Linked DNA regions of Mus musculus: region 1 is linked to region 2. A link is a loop called in an ENCODE intact Hi-C map of the cell type or tissue named here. Cell type or tissue: left cerebral cortex. All regions are shown on one strand. Region 1 has its middle 9.7 kb from the start of Etnppl. Region 2 holds the start of Gm36373 (a long non-coding RNA gene).

The links. Hi-C counts contacts between places; a loop is a spot of excess contacts. Peaks named below come from ENCODE experiments on the same cell type or tissue, not always from the same donor. Only the 100,000 strongest peaks of a DNase experiment are listed, where the experiment ranks them.
Region 1: it touches region 2 in a loop (4-fold over the local background); 17 of 42 quality-filtered maps call a loop at or near these places.

The regions. Positions count from the first base shown.
Region 1 is chr3:130,603,829-130,611,828 of GRCm38, forward strand. No RefSeq gene overlaps it. Among named protein-coding and RNA genes, the nearest start is that of Etnppl, 9.7 kb to the right of the region's middle. In left cerebral cortex, a CTCF peak has its summit at 4,338 (motif pointing right); a DNase peak (open chromatin) is centred at 4,322.
Region 2 is chr3:130,690,107-130,698,106 of GRCm38, forward strand. Ostc (oligosaccharyltransferase complex subunit (non-catalytic)) reads right to left here. Exons shown (of 4, transcript NM_025509.3): 4 at 5,811-6,372. The coding sequence ends at 6,354. Gm36373 (a long non-coding RNA gene) reads right to left here and starts at 2,546. Exons shown (of 3, transcript XR_867641.2): 1 at 1,955-2,546. In left cerebral cortex, CTCF peaks have their summits at 811 (motif pointing left), 4,119 (motif pointing left) and 7,621; DNase peaks (open chromatin) are centred at 4,739 and 7,448; H3K4me3 peaks cover 549 bases.

The DNA.
Region 1 (8,000 bases), 86 kb before region 2:
CTTGCTGAAGGCTAGGTTTGGTTCACAGCACCCACATCAAGTGGCTCACAACCCCGCCTATAACTCCAGTCCCAGGGGATCTAATGCCTTCTTGCACATGGACACACATGTTGCACATAAATAAGCTCAGGTTCACACTCACACATAGAATGTAAAAACCTTCGGCAGAATCTGTGAGCTGCATCAGTAAGGAGCTGAGTAATGGTTGCCACTCACTGAGTGGAAGGCTCGCTGAGCTACAGAGGCAAGGCAACAGAGCTAAAGCCGTATGCTGACGTGCAGATTCCATCACCTTGGTTAACGCTTCCAACACATTCACAATCCAAAGGTCAGAAGAGGAACTTACCCACGCTCACACAGCTAGAACACAGTAAGAGTCAGAATTTGAAGCTAAGCGCTACGTTCTTACTTAAAACTACCAGCCTCGCACCGGAGGATCATGGGATTGTTTCAATTACCTTTCTCGGGAATGCTTGAGAGAAAGAGGTAGTTAGGGAGGACTCGATCCATGATTAGAGATTCCAAGTCTCTACAGGACCCAAATACTGTTTCATCGGGCAGAAAAGAGCTGAATCCTCCTTCTATTTTAAGACCAAAATGAACACCAGAACCTATGATAATTATTAAAGATAGTTTTTGTTTCCTCTGCATATATATCAAACCCCAAACAGAACTAGCCACTGTTTCTTAATGAACTTCCCATTTCAAAAGGCCCAACACATGCCTCTTTGTTGAGTGAATCTGATAGCAGGAAAACAATTTAAAGTGGCTAAACTGACAGCAAACTTCAAATACAACACTGAGCCCAGGTGTCAAATGTAAATATTTTGTGGCTAGACCATGGCTCAGTGGTTAAGAGCACTTGCTGCTCTTACAGAGAACTAAAGTTCAGTTGTCAGCACCCAGGTCAAACCATCTCGTCTTAAGGTTTTACTGCTATGAAGAGACATCTTGACCAAGACAATGTTATAAAGACAACATTTAATTGGGTCTGGCTTACAGACTCAGAGGTTAAGTCCATTATCATCAAGGCTGGAGCATGGCAGCATCCAGGCAGGCATGGTGCAGGAGGAGCTGAGAGTTCTACATCTTCATCTGAAGGCTGCTAGAAGAAGACTAGCTTTCAGATGGCTAGGAGGAAGCTCTTAAAGCCCATGCCAACAATGACACACTTCCTCCAACAAGGTCACACCACCTAACAGTGCCACCCCCTGAGCCAATCATATTTAAACCACCACACACCTGTGACTCCAGTTCTAATGGACCCAATCTTTTAGCCTCTGTAAACACTGGCATATACACATACACACACACACACACACCATCAATAACCTTTAAATGTGAATATCTATGGAAATATATACACTTATAAATATGTAATAAGGTATAAAGATATAGATATGAGGAAAAAACACATATACTATGCCATTCCGCCTTGAGACTGTAGTATAAATGTGGTACCACTCTTGTGGTATAGATGTGTGCAATCCACATTCTAAACTATACCAGGAGAATTAGGAGAACTAGTCCTGTTGGTGTACACTCACAGTCCTAGGAAACAGGAAGATCAGGAGTTCAATGCCATCCTCACTTACACAGTAAGTTCTAGGCCAACCTTCACTAAATGAGAAAACCCTGTTTAGGGTGTGTGTGTGTGTGTGTGTGTGTGTGTGTGTGTGTAAAATTTTATATTTGCTATGCTTTTAGGATATCCATCATCAAATGATTTAGTCAAAAACCCTTCACAGGTACACCTAGCTGATTGGGTTTTAGTTATTGCTAGAAGTAGTCAAGTTAACAACCAAGATTAACATTACAAATATCATTGAGGAAGAGGGGCCACAATTTAAGTCATAACAAGAAGGCAAAAAAAAAAAAAGAGTAGAATACAGATGTGGTATGTGATGGAGAATGTCCTCCATGGGTCAAATAATTGAATACTTGGAACAGTTTGGGACCAATTAGGAGGTATGGTCTTGGTAAAGGAGGTGAGGTCTTGGTAAAGGAGGTGTGGTCTTGGTAAAGGAGGTGTGGTCTTGGTAAAGGAGGTGTGGTCTTGGTAAAGGTGTGTTACTTGCATCACTCTTTGGGGTTCCAAAAGGCCATACCATTCCTAGGTAGGTCTCTGCCTCCTTCTTGTGGACTGAGATGTGAGCTCTCAGCTACTGCTCCTGCACCACGCCTGCCTGCCACCACACTCCTTTCCATGGTGACCATGGACTCTAACCCTCTGAAACCATTAGCCCCAAATTAAATGCTTTCTTTTACAAGCCATCTTGTTCATGGTTTCACAGGGCCTTCTTGCAGTAATTTCAATGTAACTAAAAACAAGAGACACTACAAGACTCAAATGAGGTAGTTTAATTTCCTATCCCCCTTAAATCATATGAGACCCAGCCAACTGCTGAGAAATATGGCCTGATAGTCCAGGAATTACAACCAACACTTGAAAAACAAAAGACTTCACCTCTGCCATGTGTCTCCACAAAGCTGGGCTTGAACAGCTCAAGAGTACAGTGGAGGTCAGCCATAGTGGCACAATTGTCTGGCACTGGTGAACCCCTAGGTTTGACCCCTCATACTGAAACAAAATTTAAGATGGAGATTCATAATAAAGGAAATTATATACCCACTTGAACTAGGTAGCAACTTTACATACCTGACACATGAATTTCCTTCAGACTGTGCAAAGGCCTACGTGCCAATTAACTAAAACTGGTAAGTAGGTAGTTCACAACTTTAAATTGTAATCACCAAAGACAGTTATTAAATGATGAAAATATCCACGTGGAAACATAGCTGGGAACTGCAGCCCACTCTTGAACCTTTTACTTCATGAAGAGAAATACATTAAAATTTGGTTTTCTTCTACATAGGAAGAAATACATAAAAAGATTTTTCCTCCCTAAGACTTTCACATGTTAATTTTAAGTGAAAAGATCACATAACAAATAAAAAGTTGAGTACTTAATTACAAATTTATATATTGATTTTTAGGGATTTCACCTAGACTTTAATTTTTCAATGAACTTATGACCTAGTTATAAAGTTATGACTAAATTAGAAATTAATAAATTGTTATATCTGCAATGAACTGAAAATTGGATAGCCCAAAATTTTTAGAAACTTGGTCTGAGCATGTAGCTTGGTAGTAGAATTCAGGCTTAGAGTATGCAAGGCCCTGCATTTGAGCTCCCCTCCTCTGTCAGAAAGACAAAAAACAAACAAAAACAATCTCATTAATAACTAATAACAGTACTCACTCTTAGACAGCCACCAGCATAGGAAAAGGATGGGAAAAAAAAACCCTTCATAAAAACAGGATATGTGATCTCTGAGGGAAATGGGCTGAACTTTATCCCTCCTTTAATTAAAACTCCCACTCCATTGTTTGAGACTTCTGCAGTAGCTATATGGAGTCATCTGAGTTCGACTTGTCCCCCCTGCAGGAACCCATGTTTGGATGTTTGTTTCCCATGTGGGTGGGACTAGCTTGAGAACTTCTGGAGACCGTGGGAGATGGGATGGGGTCACTGGAGATCTATCCTGGGGTATCTTGTCTCACTCTATTCTCTATAGCCAAGAAGGAAAAGAAACTTTCTCCACACTGACTCCTGCCATAGTGACCCTCTGCGCAAGAGCATGGGGTGAAGCCACTGTAGACTGAGCCCCTGAAACAGTGAACCCAATGAGACACTGCCTTCCTTCGTTGCTATAGAGGAGCATTATGGTTACAGAGTTGTTGGGTTTCAATACAATAATAATACAATATTCTCTCAACTGTGAAACTGAAAATACCTCACAATTGGTTTCTTTGGCTTGGCTTTACCTGAGCCCCTCCAGTGATATCTTCAAGTCTCACACTAGAAACATCATAGTGTGATTTTTTTTTGAGTTATAAAAGGGTATACTTGACTTACTATAAACACTACACCTAGCCAATAAAATTGATTTCAATTTGGTACAAAATAGTTTTTTTAAACATGGTACAGTATGCATGTGTGTGTGTGTGTGTGTGTGTGTGTGTGTGTGTGTGTGTGTGTGTATACATGCCTGTGAATGTGCTCCTGTGTATGCATGTACATAGAGGCCAGCAGTCAACCTTGGGTGCCATTCTCCTGAACACCGTGCACTTTGATCTTTGAGATAGGGTCCCTCACTGGTTAGAACTTGCCAATCTGGTTGTGTAGGCTGGCCAGTGAGCCCCAGGAATCCCCCTGTCTCCTCCCACTCAGTGCTGAGATCACAAGCACACACTACAACAATACTTGACTGACTAAGCTAACTCCCCAGGCCAAAACCAGCACTCTATGCACATCTCACCAATAGAGGGCAGACCCTGCATGCCTTGAAGAGCTGTACTTTCTTGAGAGAGAGCCTTTGAGCTCAAATTTCTAAGCATACATATAATGAATGATTAGTGTAAGAGTTGAGATATCTTCAAGTCCTACTAAAGTTAGTGACCTTGAGTCTAACTCATTCATTTGCGATGTATTACCTCTACGTATATATTTTATCTCATAAATGATGTCCTCTGTTTTAAAAGAAATATATTTTTAAAATATGTTTTTGCAACCAGGTACAAATAAAACAAGGTTCAAATACAACTTAATCTGTACATTGCTCCAGTAAAAAAAAAAAAGATGCTCTTGATAAAATCCAGAAATCTGGGCAGTAAATAAGATGAAGATTTATATTTTAATTTAAAGATTTTTAAAATACATAAACTGCAAACCAATATTTATTCTAGTCAAGCTAGCAAAAGGACTTGCCTGGGGATTGCTGAAGCCTTAATATTTCAAAACTAAATTAATCATGTATGCATTTTAGGATAATAATGTCAGCAAAGTCACTACTTCAAATTGATAGCAAGATCTAAAAATTCACTTAATATAAATGACCTCATTATGCTCAAAAGGTGAGATTCATTTCATGTTTTTCCTATTTTCTCCACATATTTGTCAATTCCTACTCTTTATATTAGTAGACAACTTCAGCACACATAGTACACAAGATTGTTGACACATGGCTGCTGCCCTTAAGGTACCTGCAATCTGCATAGACATAAAATCAACCCCAGGAGTACTCAGATAGTACTTAGCATTATACTAAGTCTGCATGAGAGACCCAAAGAAAATGTCATTGGGAGATCCAAGGAGGAATATTAAGCAGTTTTCAAACTGAAGAAAGAGTGCTACCATACAATCCTCATGGTCTATCATACAATCCTCATGGTCTATCATACAATCCTCATGGTCTATCATACAATCTTCATGGTCTATCATACAATCCTCATGGCCTATCATACAATCCTCATGGTCTATCATACAATCCTCATGGCCTATCATCATATAATAATCCTCATGGTCTATCATACAATCCTCATGGTCTATCATCATATAATCCTCATGGTATTTCTGCCCTGGGTTGAGATTTTCTTAACAAGTAAATCTTTTCTAACTAGAGTTTAACAGACACTATGGTGTACTTACAAATGAGCTTGTCTATGTAAATGGGTAATTTATGTTTAAATCTTCCATGCAACAGTAAAGGGATAAAAATGCATTAATGATGCACAATGGGTAGAGAAGTTGCCTATCCAGGAGTTAAGAGACACAAGCTTCCCCTGAGCCTAAAGTAAAGGGCAGGCTCTAGGTCACGGTGAGCCCTGAGGTTAGAGATCCTAAGGGAAGAATCCCTAGTACCTGAGAGTCGTCCTGGAATGCACAGATGTCCAGGATAAGCATTGCTCAACTCTAGAGACCAGCTCACACTTTCCCCTTCAGTCTCTCAAACTCTCTGTGATTACTGAGATACAAAATAAAGTAATTTGAAGGTTCTAGAATAAATGGGCATTGGGAAATGAAGAAAAAGAGATTTTTTTCCATTCCTAAGCTTTAAGGGTCTAAGATTATTGCCTTAAATATACCCCTCTCATATATTTAAAAGTTGCCCCATTAAAGTACCAGATAATTTGAATCTGCATCACCTTGCAGAAGGGCTATTTAGCAACATTTTGACACATACTGATTTCACAGTCTTCACAAAGGTCTATTTGCCATGTTTGTAGTCTAGTACAGTTGAGGAAGTCATTCCCCTAAACCATGCTTCATGGGCTGAAATTAAATCCCCACTCTGAGGTTAACACAGAAGAAATCTAATGTGGACTTGGGGCTTAGAGTAGAGCCCCCATGATTAAATAACAGTGGCTTTGCAAAGGCAGACACCTGATGGATAAATCTGTGCTATTTCTTGACAGGTGAGGCCCTGTGCTGACCTGGGACTCTAATAACGCATTTGTTACTTTTCTGTTGCAGTAACCAAAAATGACCAAGGCTAGTTGTAGAAGGATGGGTTTATTTGCGCTTACAGTTTCAAAGAGATAATAGTCTGTCAGGAACAATGGCAGAGAAGCACAGCAGTAGAAGGCACGGGACTGAAACAGCAAGCAGATAGCTCTCAGCAGGGAGCAGAGAGAATGAATCAGAATCAGGAATGACTTTGAAACCTCAGAGCCCATCCCCAGTGACATACGTCCTCCAGCAAGGCCATGCCTCCTAAACCTATCCAAACAGCACCACCACCTGTGGACCAAATACTCGAATGTCTGAGATTACAGGTATACTTCTCATTCGAACCATCACAATCAAAATAAGGCCAGTATCAAATGTGGTCCTTCAACCTTCAGAACTGTTAGCCTAATGAAACTGTTAGCCAAAATGAATTTTTTTTTCTATAAAGTATCCATTCTCTAGTATCTGACTAAACAGAAAAGAGATTTAGACAGTATTCTGGACAAATGCTACTACTACTGCAAACAAAAAGAATCAGATTCCAACGAGCCACTGTATTATAACTAAAGGGATGAAAAACAAGTTTTAGGTAAACTCAGAGGACATACAAATAAGAGAAGGGAATTTCTTAGACAGGGGGCTTATTTGTTCAAGGCCAGCCTGGACCATGTAGGAAGTCCCAAGTCGTCTGGGTTACATAATGGGACCCTGTGTCCACAAAAGAAGCAAGCACCAAGAGCGCTTCATAGCTGTGGGCTGGTGTGGCTGAGCAGAAGCAAACAACAGAAAGAGAGAAAGAGGTGAGGGAAAACTTAATGCCCAATGAGACTGCAACACACTCAGATAAAGACTTCTTCAGGAAAGTGCGCCGAGGTCAGACCCTCAAACCTACAAAGAGCTATGGTGCCCTATGTGTAAGCAGACCCATTGGACAGTGTGAACGGCGAAAGGAAAAGCAATAAGCAGTAAGAAAAGGAAGACTGCTACTTAGTTAGGGTTTCTATGATTGTGAAACACTATGACCAATAGCAACTTGGGCAGGAAAGGCTTATAAACCCTTACTCACAGTTCTCTGATGGAACCCAAGGCAGGAACCCAAACTGAGCAGGAACCTGGAGGCAGGTACTAATGCGATTCAATGGCCATGGAGGAGCACTGCCCACTGGCTAGTTCCTTGGGACTTGTCCAGTCTGCTTTCTTATAGAACATAGGACTACCCACAATGCTCTGGGCTCTCCCCCCATCAGTAACAAGTTAAGAAAATGTTCTACAGGCTTATCTATCTATAAGCCTGGTCTTCTGGTAGCATTTGATTAATTGAGGTTCCTCCTCTCCAATAACTATAGCTTGTATTAAGTTGGCATAAAACTAGCCTGTTACTCAGAGCAATCAGGCGAATAATATAGTAGGGTCCCGGGTCTTAGCACACCCCCATACTTTAGCACAACTGAGATCATCGAGGTGTGGTCATGTTGACTTTTGTCTAATCTGGCCTGAAGGTGCCTATATTACTGGGTGTTTCCATGGTGTTCCCTCTGTGTTCTCATGTCAGGTGTCCTAGATCTTTAAGAACCCCCAAACAGATGAGCGCACTACACACCCCTTTAAAGGCTCTGTCTCCAAGCACAGTCATCCCTGAGCCACTGTGGCCCAAAGTAAAAATCTACAACTTGACAACAGTATCCAGTTATGCACTCAATAGAAATT
Region 2 (8,000 bases):
GCATAGTATATACATACATATACATATATTCACGATACACATGCACATATATAATAAAAAGTCTCCAGCACCTGCAGTCCCACTTCTGTTACCTGCTCTGATCAAAAGTTACACACTGGCCTGGTAGCCCAGCCCTCTTCTTGAAAGTATTGACTGTAATACAGATAATGACTTGGCAACTTTGTAAGATGAAAGTATCTGCCTCGGGTTTAAAATTGCTAGCTATCTCCTCAAAGCAAAGGGTGATGTGAAGGGTGGACAGGGAGTGTCGGGAAGGATCCTGTGGTGTTTTCACGGTGGCTAATGTTTGTGTCTCTGACTCAACGTGCTCCCTCTTTACAGTGAGTAGTGATACTTCACCACGCAGAGGGGAAGGAACCTACTGCAAGCATCAAGTCAGGCGACCTGCAACTGGAGACAACGGAAGATGGTTGTGGCTGTTCTCAGTATCGGGAACCAACCATGTCTCTCTTACAGTACCAGGATGGTGAGATGAGTTGAGACAACATATAGCAAAGGTTCTTTAGAAGCTGAAAAAGACTAAGAGACCAGGACTCACTGAACCCTCGTGAGCTAGACACAGAAATAGTGGCAAATCAACAGTTAACGACAAATGTTAACAAGAAAGTCTCTTTTAAAAGACTAAGGAAAATTTCTCAGATACTCTAACTTTTAAAAGGCGACATGAGGGGTTGGAGAGATGGCTCCGAGGTTAAAAGCACTGACTGCTCTTCCAGAGTTCCTTAGTTCAATTTCCAGAAACAACATGGTGGCTCACAACCATCTGTAATGAGATCTGGTGCCCTCTTCTGGCCTGCAGGCATACATGCAGGCAGAATCCCTTTATTTAAAAAAAAAAAAAAAAAAAAAAAAAAAAAAGCATGAATTCAATCGCCTGAAAGGAATGCTCTCTCCGATTTCTTCTACATTTGGGAATTGGGCAATCCCTTCTTTAACTCATCTCTCTCCTCCAATTCCACCAAATTCAACTAAAGTTGATCTTCGCGCTTTCTGCCAGAGAGGCGCCTCTATTGGACCCGTGAGTTCATGCTGAACTGTTTTCTACGCTGGCAAAGGCAGACAGCGTTAGCAAAACAGTCACCCTTCCACACCAAGGACCCCTGGTTCCAGCTTCCAAGATCATTTTCCAGTCTTTGGGCCTTGAGTTTCCCACTCGTCTTTCGGGGTCCCTGCTGGTTTTCTGGAAACCCTTCCCAGTCGCTTTTCACCTCTATCTCAAGATCTGGCCCCTCTTCAGCCACCTCTGTGTCCCGGAAGCCGAGCAGAGTTTCCATCTGTTATCTCAGCACATAAAAGCCACGCCCAAACCTAACAGCCTTAGAAAACAAGCTTAGCCCTAGCTCCCGAGTTATGTACTGGGAGCCAGCTGGGCTCCACTAGGCGGTTCTCCCTCGGCGATTCTCACACAGCTACAGGCAGAGGGCAGCTGGGGCCAGCACCCGGGGCCAGCAGCTGATACAGCGGTCAGCTCCAAGTTCAGCTGCTGTTGACAGGAGCAGCTACCAACGGCTTCTCATGTGGTTTAGGACTTATGATCTTGAAGCTGGGTTTTCAGACGGCAGATCCCAAGAACCAGCCTTCTAAGCGGCAGGAAGCAGAAGCTGCCAGGTCCGCTAAATATCCAGGACTGGCACAGTGACACGTGTGCCATCGTCTGATCAAAACAGGCACAGGGTGAGCACATATCACCGGCTTAGGGAAATGATGCCCATTTCTTGACGGGAGCAGGGCCGTTGCTTTGTATAAAATGCATGGATAAGAGCTATTGTTACTGTCCTGTTTGGAAACAGTCATGCTAGTTAAAATAAAACAGAGGTTAACAGCTTCTCCAGTGCACGGATGTGGTCAGATTCTAAAGCTGTTTGGACTGGCACTCCCCCTCTGCTGTGAGACTACGATCCGAGGTGGACCAGTGGCCAACACAAGCACTTACTGGAGTTTGCTGGAGCTTCATCCTTGACAGAGGGCTCTGAAGACAGACTCTGTGAAGAGCCAACCATTACACCAGACTGCTTCTTGGCCTTCAGTCAAGTGGTGTCACACCACATAGAAACTCTTTCCACCCTGCATAAATCTCAAAAACATTGTTAAGTGGACGTAAACATAAGTGGAGGCATTCTATAGTCAATCACACTTATCCCACATGACTGTATGTGCACATTCCCACCCTCCATCCCCAGAGGAGAATGTGCGACCATATACTAAATAAAAACGATAAAAATGAGGCAGAGCCTAACTCCGAGAAAGCTCTGAAGCCATCTTTAAAGAGCATCGAATGCAGTGGTTCACAACCTTCCTAGCGCTATGACCCTTTAATACAGTTCCTCACGGGGTAGTGATCCCAAACTAGAAAAAATTATTCTTGTTGCTATTTCATAACTGTAATTTTTTGCTACTGTTATGAATTGTAATATCAAGAAGCTGTGCTCTACTTTATTTCTTACTTAAGAAGTAGGCATTGCTACCTTCAGTTTCCAAGGAGAAACTGAGGCTCAGAAAACCTAAGGATTTTGCTGAAGGTTGCACAGCTGGTCATTGGAAGAGCTAAAATTCAGGTCCACTAAGAACTCGTAGTATTATAACGAAAAGTGTAAGTACATTTAAAAAAATAGTATTTGGCAAGAGTTTTAATACACTGACCTTTGGGGCTGGAGAGATGACTCAGCAGTTAAGAGCACTGACTGCTCTTCCAGAGGACCCACGTTCAATTCCCACAAACTTTAGGTTAGGTCCTGTGGAGCACTAGAGAGCAGGCTTGGCTCCAGCAGTACGGAATCTCAGCCTGTGGGTTCTCTGGGCTGAAGCGCTACCTGGGCAGGAGCTAGCTTCATAGAACTCATTATCTGGCACTCACTCTTTGGACTCTGTAAATGTGTCGTTCTTATTTCTACGTGCAGACCGACCTGCGCTAGGAAGGTTACAGCATACAACAGAAACAACGGCCGTGCACTCACAGCAGCTCCATTCCCATCCAGACAATATTCTCCCAACTTTGCACCTGTGTTAGTTCCCATTTTATAACTCAAGTAAACAGTAACAGTGATCGCCAGCACACTCTTTCTTTTCGTTTCTTACTGTTTTTGTTTTTTTCTCGTTTTTTATTATCTTACGGGGAGAGGTTTCAGTTGTTTTGAGACAAGATCTTGCTGTGTAGCCCAGCCTGGCCTGGAACTTACTGGCTTCAGTCCTTCTGCCTCCGTATCCCGATCGCTGAAATAACAAGCCCATGCCACCCCTGGCTCTCGTTTATAGTCCTACAAACAGGCTATCTTCTTTATTAATCTGAATGGTTCATCTCCATTGTCAGTTTGGTAAGATCTCACATCACCTGGGTGTGTCTAGGCGAGATTATCTTGATTAGGTAGCTGGGGTTGGAAGAGCTGCCCCCTGTGTGGCACAACTCGGTGGGGTGGGTCCTGGACCACAGAAGAAGGGGGAGGCTGGCTGAGCGGCCACAGCGCTCCCTTGAAGGAAGGACTTCATTGTAGGGTGGAGCAAGATGGCAACCTCAGATCCTTTATCAGGTCTACCTCAGCTCCACAGGCAAATTGTGCCAGTCTTGAGATGGTCTCCAACCCAGGTCACAACAGCAGCCCAGTCAGTGTCTAGCCATACTGCCCTGCCAGCCAATGACATCTTGACTTCACCTGCCATCTTATCCTTCCTAAATCCACTTTCTTCCTTCTCCTCTCAGACGACTCACATTCCACAAAACCACTTTATACTTGTCAGCATCCTCTCCCAAGAGAGCCAATAGTCAAAGATGAGTTTGTCTCCTTTCCGGCAGGAAAACTCATTCTACATTCACCTGCCTAGCAAATAAGTCGTAGCAGCTTTCTAGTGCACTGTGATGCCGGCTCACGCTGCCGTAAAATACTTTATGCCTAGTATTGTTTTTTTTTCTTCTTCTTCACATAAACACAGTACATTTTACCAACAAGACATTTTATATAAGTATATGCTTCAAAATATTGATTTAAATATTAATTAAATTAATATTTCACTGTACTGGGTAAAGAAATGATTACTCAAAAACGCTTTGGAAATTAATTTCCAAGTTTTTGAAACAGAAACATACCGTTAGCATAGCACCACCTAGTGGTACATAGAAGGAACTGTTACTACTCCATCAATAAAGAAAAATGGGACCTTGCTGTATTGCAGTTGCTTTTGTCTGCCTAACATAAAGGCTTTAAAAGATGTTCTCATAGTCAAACAAACTGAGACTGTATGCATACTGAATCAGGCCTTGAACTCTGATATCTTTGGGTCATCTTTCCTTCCCAGAGCTTAAAGCACGGCTACCCCGTCTCCTCGTCCACACTGGTCCTGGCTACTGCACTTGAGTACCTCACAGCTTATAAACAGTTTGATCTATTGATGACCGAATGCCGGCGCTGGAGGTCAGAGCCTTTGTTCATCGTCTTAATCCTATGTTCAAGACCCTCTGAGTAAATGAATGAATCTTTAATAATGAGCTGCTAATGATCACCTTTGGAACTGGAAGGGTGTGGGAGACTCAACCGAGGGACAAATCTTGTAAACTTACAAATTCTATGATCAGAATGAATTGAGCTATGAAAGAAGTGAAGGCCACGGCCTGTTAGAGAACTAAAAGACCTGGCCAGAAAAACTATACAACCAGACTGGTCTAGAGATGTGTCCAGGACATGTTACTGATAGCCAATGAGAAAGGAACTGTCTCCTACCAGTCAGCCAATGAGAAAGGAACTGCCCCTCCCAGTCAGCCAATTAGAAAGGGACTGCCACCTCCAGTCAGCCAATGAGAAAGGGACTGCCACCTACCAGTCAGCCAATGAGAAACTACCAGTCCGATGAGCGTACACGTTGTGATTGCATCATGGAACTGTGGAACCACTGCCTCAGGAAGCACCCTAATGCGCTATACGAGGGGGCACAGTAAGGAAATCGCATTTACTGTGCATGACCACTCCATGGTATGGTTAAAGCTTTGATTGTGAATAAGAGAAGCATCCAGAATCCAGAGCAGAAAGAGAAAACAGACTGGACACGGCCAGGGCTAGAGCAGCCGTTCAGTGGGAGAAAATAGTGAAACAAGAAAGAAAATGGAAAGCCGGGCAGTGGTGGCGCACGCCTTTAATCCCAGCACTCGGGAGGCAGAGGCAGGCGGATTTCTGAGTTCGAGGCCAGCCTGGTCTACAAAGTGAGTTCCAGGACAGCCAGGGCTACACAGAGAAACCCTGTCTCAGAAAACCAAAAAAAAAAAAAAAAAAGGAAGGAAGGAAGGAAGGAAGGAAAGAAAGAAAGAAAATGGAGACAGAGAAGAGAGTAGAGTAGGGAGCAGGACACCAGGTCAGGGGTGGGGCTGAGGGAGTCTGGAGTCGGGCGCAGGCTTGGCTATGCAGCAACAGGTTTGTCAGTGTAGGGAAGTGGCTCCTCCTGGCCGATGGCGACAGGCTTCCCGACTTCCTGCGGAATGCTGGCTTTGCTCTGACTGCAGTCCAGGCTGAGTCTGCCCATCTGAGAGGGAGAAGAGGGCACTTGTGGACCTGACACCTAACGATGTAGTTGAAGATGCTGGTTGTGCCCGAGGAACAACGCAAGATGGAACTTACCGACGTACAGATCAAGTTAATTCAGTTAGGCTGGTTCTGGTGGCATACTTGATCCCTGCACTCAGAAAGCAGAGGCAGGTGGATCTCTTAAGAGTTTGAGGCCAGCCTGGTCTATATAGCAAATTCCAGACCAGACAGGGCCTGTGAGAGCCTGTCTCAGAAACAAAACAACAAAAAGTCCACACTCTAAAATGTTAATTAGAAAAATCATTTATTTCTGCTCCTTTCATACATCATGTTGTTCAGGAAACAAGTCTCCCGTATGCATCTGAAATTGCAGAGTAGCACACACACCATTTAAAGCACCACTGCAGGAACTGGCCAATCGTCCAAATATCTCAGCTCTCACAATATACTTCTCAATTTGCGTTAATTTCTGAAAATCAGAAATATCATGTCCAAAAGCTGATGATGGGTTTGTAAAAAATAATCACTTTATTCAATACCAAAGTTTTAGGAGGAGTATATTTTCTTTAAGAAATAAAAAACTAAGAAAAAATGCCGTTTAACATAGCTGGTACACTGGGGTAGGTCATCAAGGGAAATACTGTAATGAACTTGTCTCTGATCCCGTGACTTCCGGTCCTAGCTCTGCTGTGCTTGCTAGGGTGTCGCTCAGTGCAGCGTTTACACTGCTCTTCTTTCTTTTCCACATTGCAGGAGGGAGTGGGTCAGCCTTTAAAACTTCATTAACAGGAGCAAATCCGGGATCCACTGATTTCCTCTCAAAAGACACTAGCCCATCAGGTAGCCCCTGCAGAAAGAGAATTCATATCAGAAAAGGCGACCAGGAAGCAGCCATTCAAGAGTGCCTGGCGACTATGAATCTGATGACGTCACAGCTCTTCCTCAGCATCACCCCTGGTTCGTGATAACACATAACCAGGCTTCCTGGTCTCCTTCCTCCCAAAACATCACAAAGCAATGCAAACTAACATACAATTAGACACAGAAGGGCAGAAAAATGAAGACTATAAAGCTAAGCTTAACAGAAGCAATCTTTGGGCTCTCAAAATTATAACAAAAATTAAACCTTTTTATGGAAACTAGCTTGGATTTCAAAGCCCCTCGTCATACTAGAGGAGGCATGGGAAAGCCAGGAATACATGCCTGGAGCTGACCCTGAGTCCCCAAACTGCAAAGGTATCTGCCTCCATTGCAAGTGTCCAGAAAGCAGTTGCAGGCTTCAGCAGTGCCCACAGATGACACCAAAGATCAAGCTGCTTTCACTGACGCTCCGAAGCCCCTTTAAGGAACTGAATGAGGTACTCAGGTCCCAACCCTCCCTTCTGCCATAAGCACCTGAGATCTAATACCATGGAGGCATGATCAGGATCAGAACAAAACTCTGAAAAATGCTGTACTACTTACTACCCACACTACCAAATGACTGAATACACGGGAACTCACTGAGGCCCCCAGAGTGCCCCCTCTGATGCACCCTTACTATTCACTGGGTGAGGCTGGTCAAACCTCACTCCGTTTTCTCAACTATAAAATGGAGTTACTCCATGAGGCCTGAAAAGTCTCTCAGACTGTTTTTATATAGCACGTTAGTCTTGTTAACTGTCTGGTAGCATCTAGTGTGTCAAGCTTTTTCACCTGTAAAGTAGGAAGTAGATTTCCCCGAGACTTCGAGTGGCACAACCAACACTTAATGGCTTGGTTTTCCTCCTTTCCAGCTTCTAGACCCTTGATAACTCTAAATCAATGCTCAGCCAATGCAACCTGCCCACACTTCACTCTCTGCTCCTGCACTATCTACCCAGACATCTGCTCCGAGAACTTTCACTTCAAGCTGCCCTCCCCACACATGCTCAGACTGAATAACATAAAAAAGAGCCCTGAGTATGTACACACAGACTTAGACATTCCCTATCATAAGGTCTGATGCATTCAAACAAAAACAGAACAAGAAAGCAATTTCCCAGCATAGACAGGCTCTGGATCACTGTCAGCAAGCGGCCACATCAGCCAAACAAGGCAGGCACCTTGACACCGGCTTACACTAGGGGGCTCTTTAGGGACAGGTCCCTGTCATCTGCTGTGTGATGTGAATATGCACTTCAAAGCCCCATCTGGTGACAGTTAAACCCTGTTCTAGTCCTTCTTGAAAGCAGTGTGTGACCTACTCTTGTGGACTATCAACCTTAAGAAACAGTGGGGATGGGAAGGGGACTGGACTAGAGATGACTCAGCAGTTAAGAGCACAGGCTGCTCTTCGAGGACCTGGGTTCAATCCCCAGAACCTACATGGTGGCTCACAACCACCGTGGAATTCCACTTTCCAGGAATCCAATGCCCGCCACTGGCCTTCACAGGCACACATGTCGCACAGATACAGACAAAGGCAAAACGTCCTTTCGCACAAAATGAAATAAT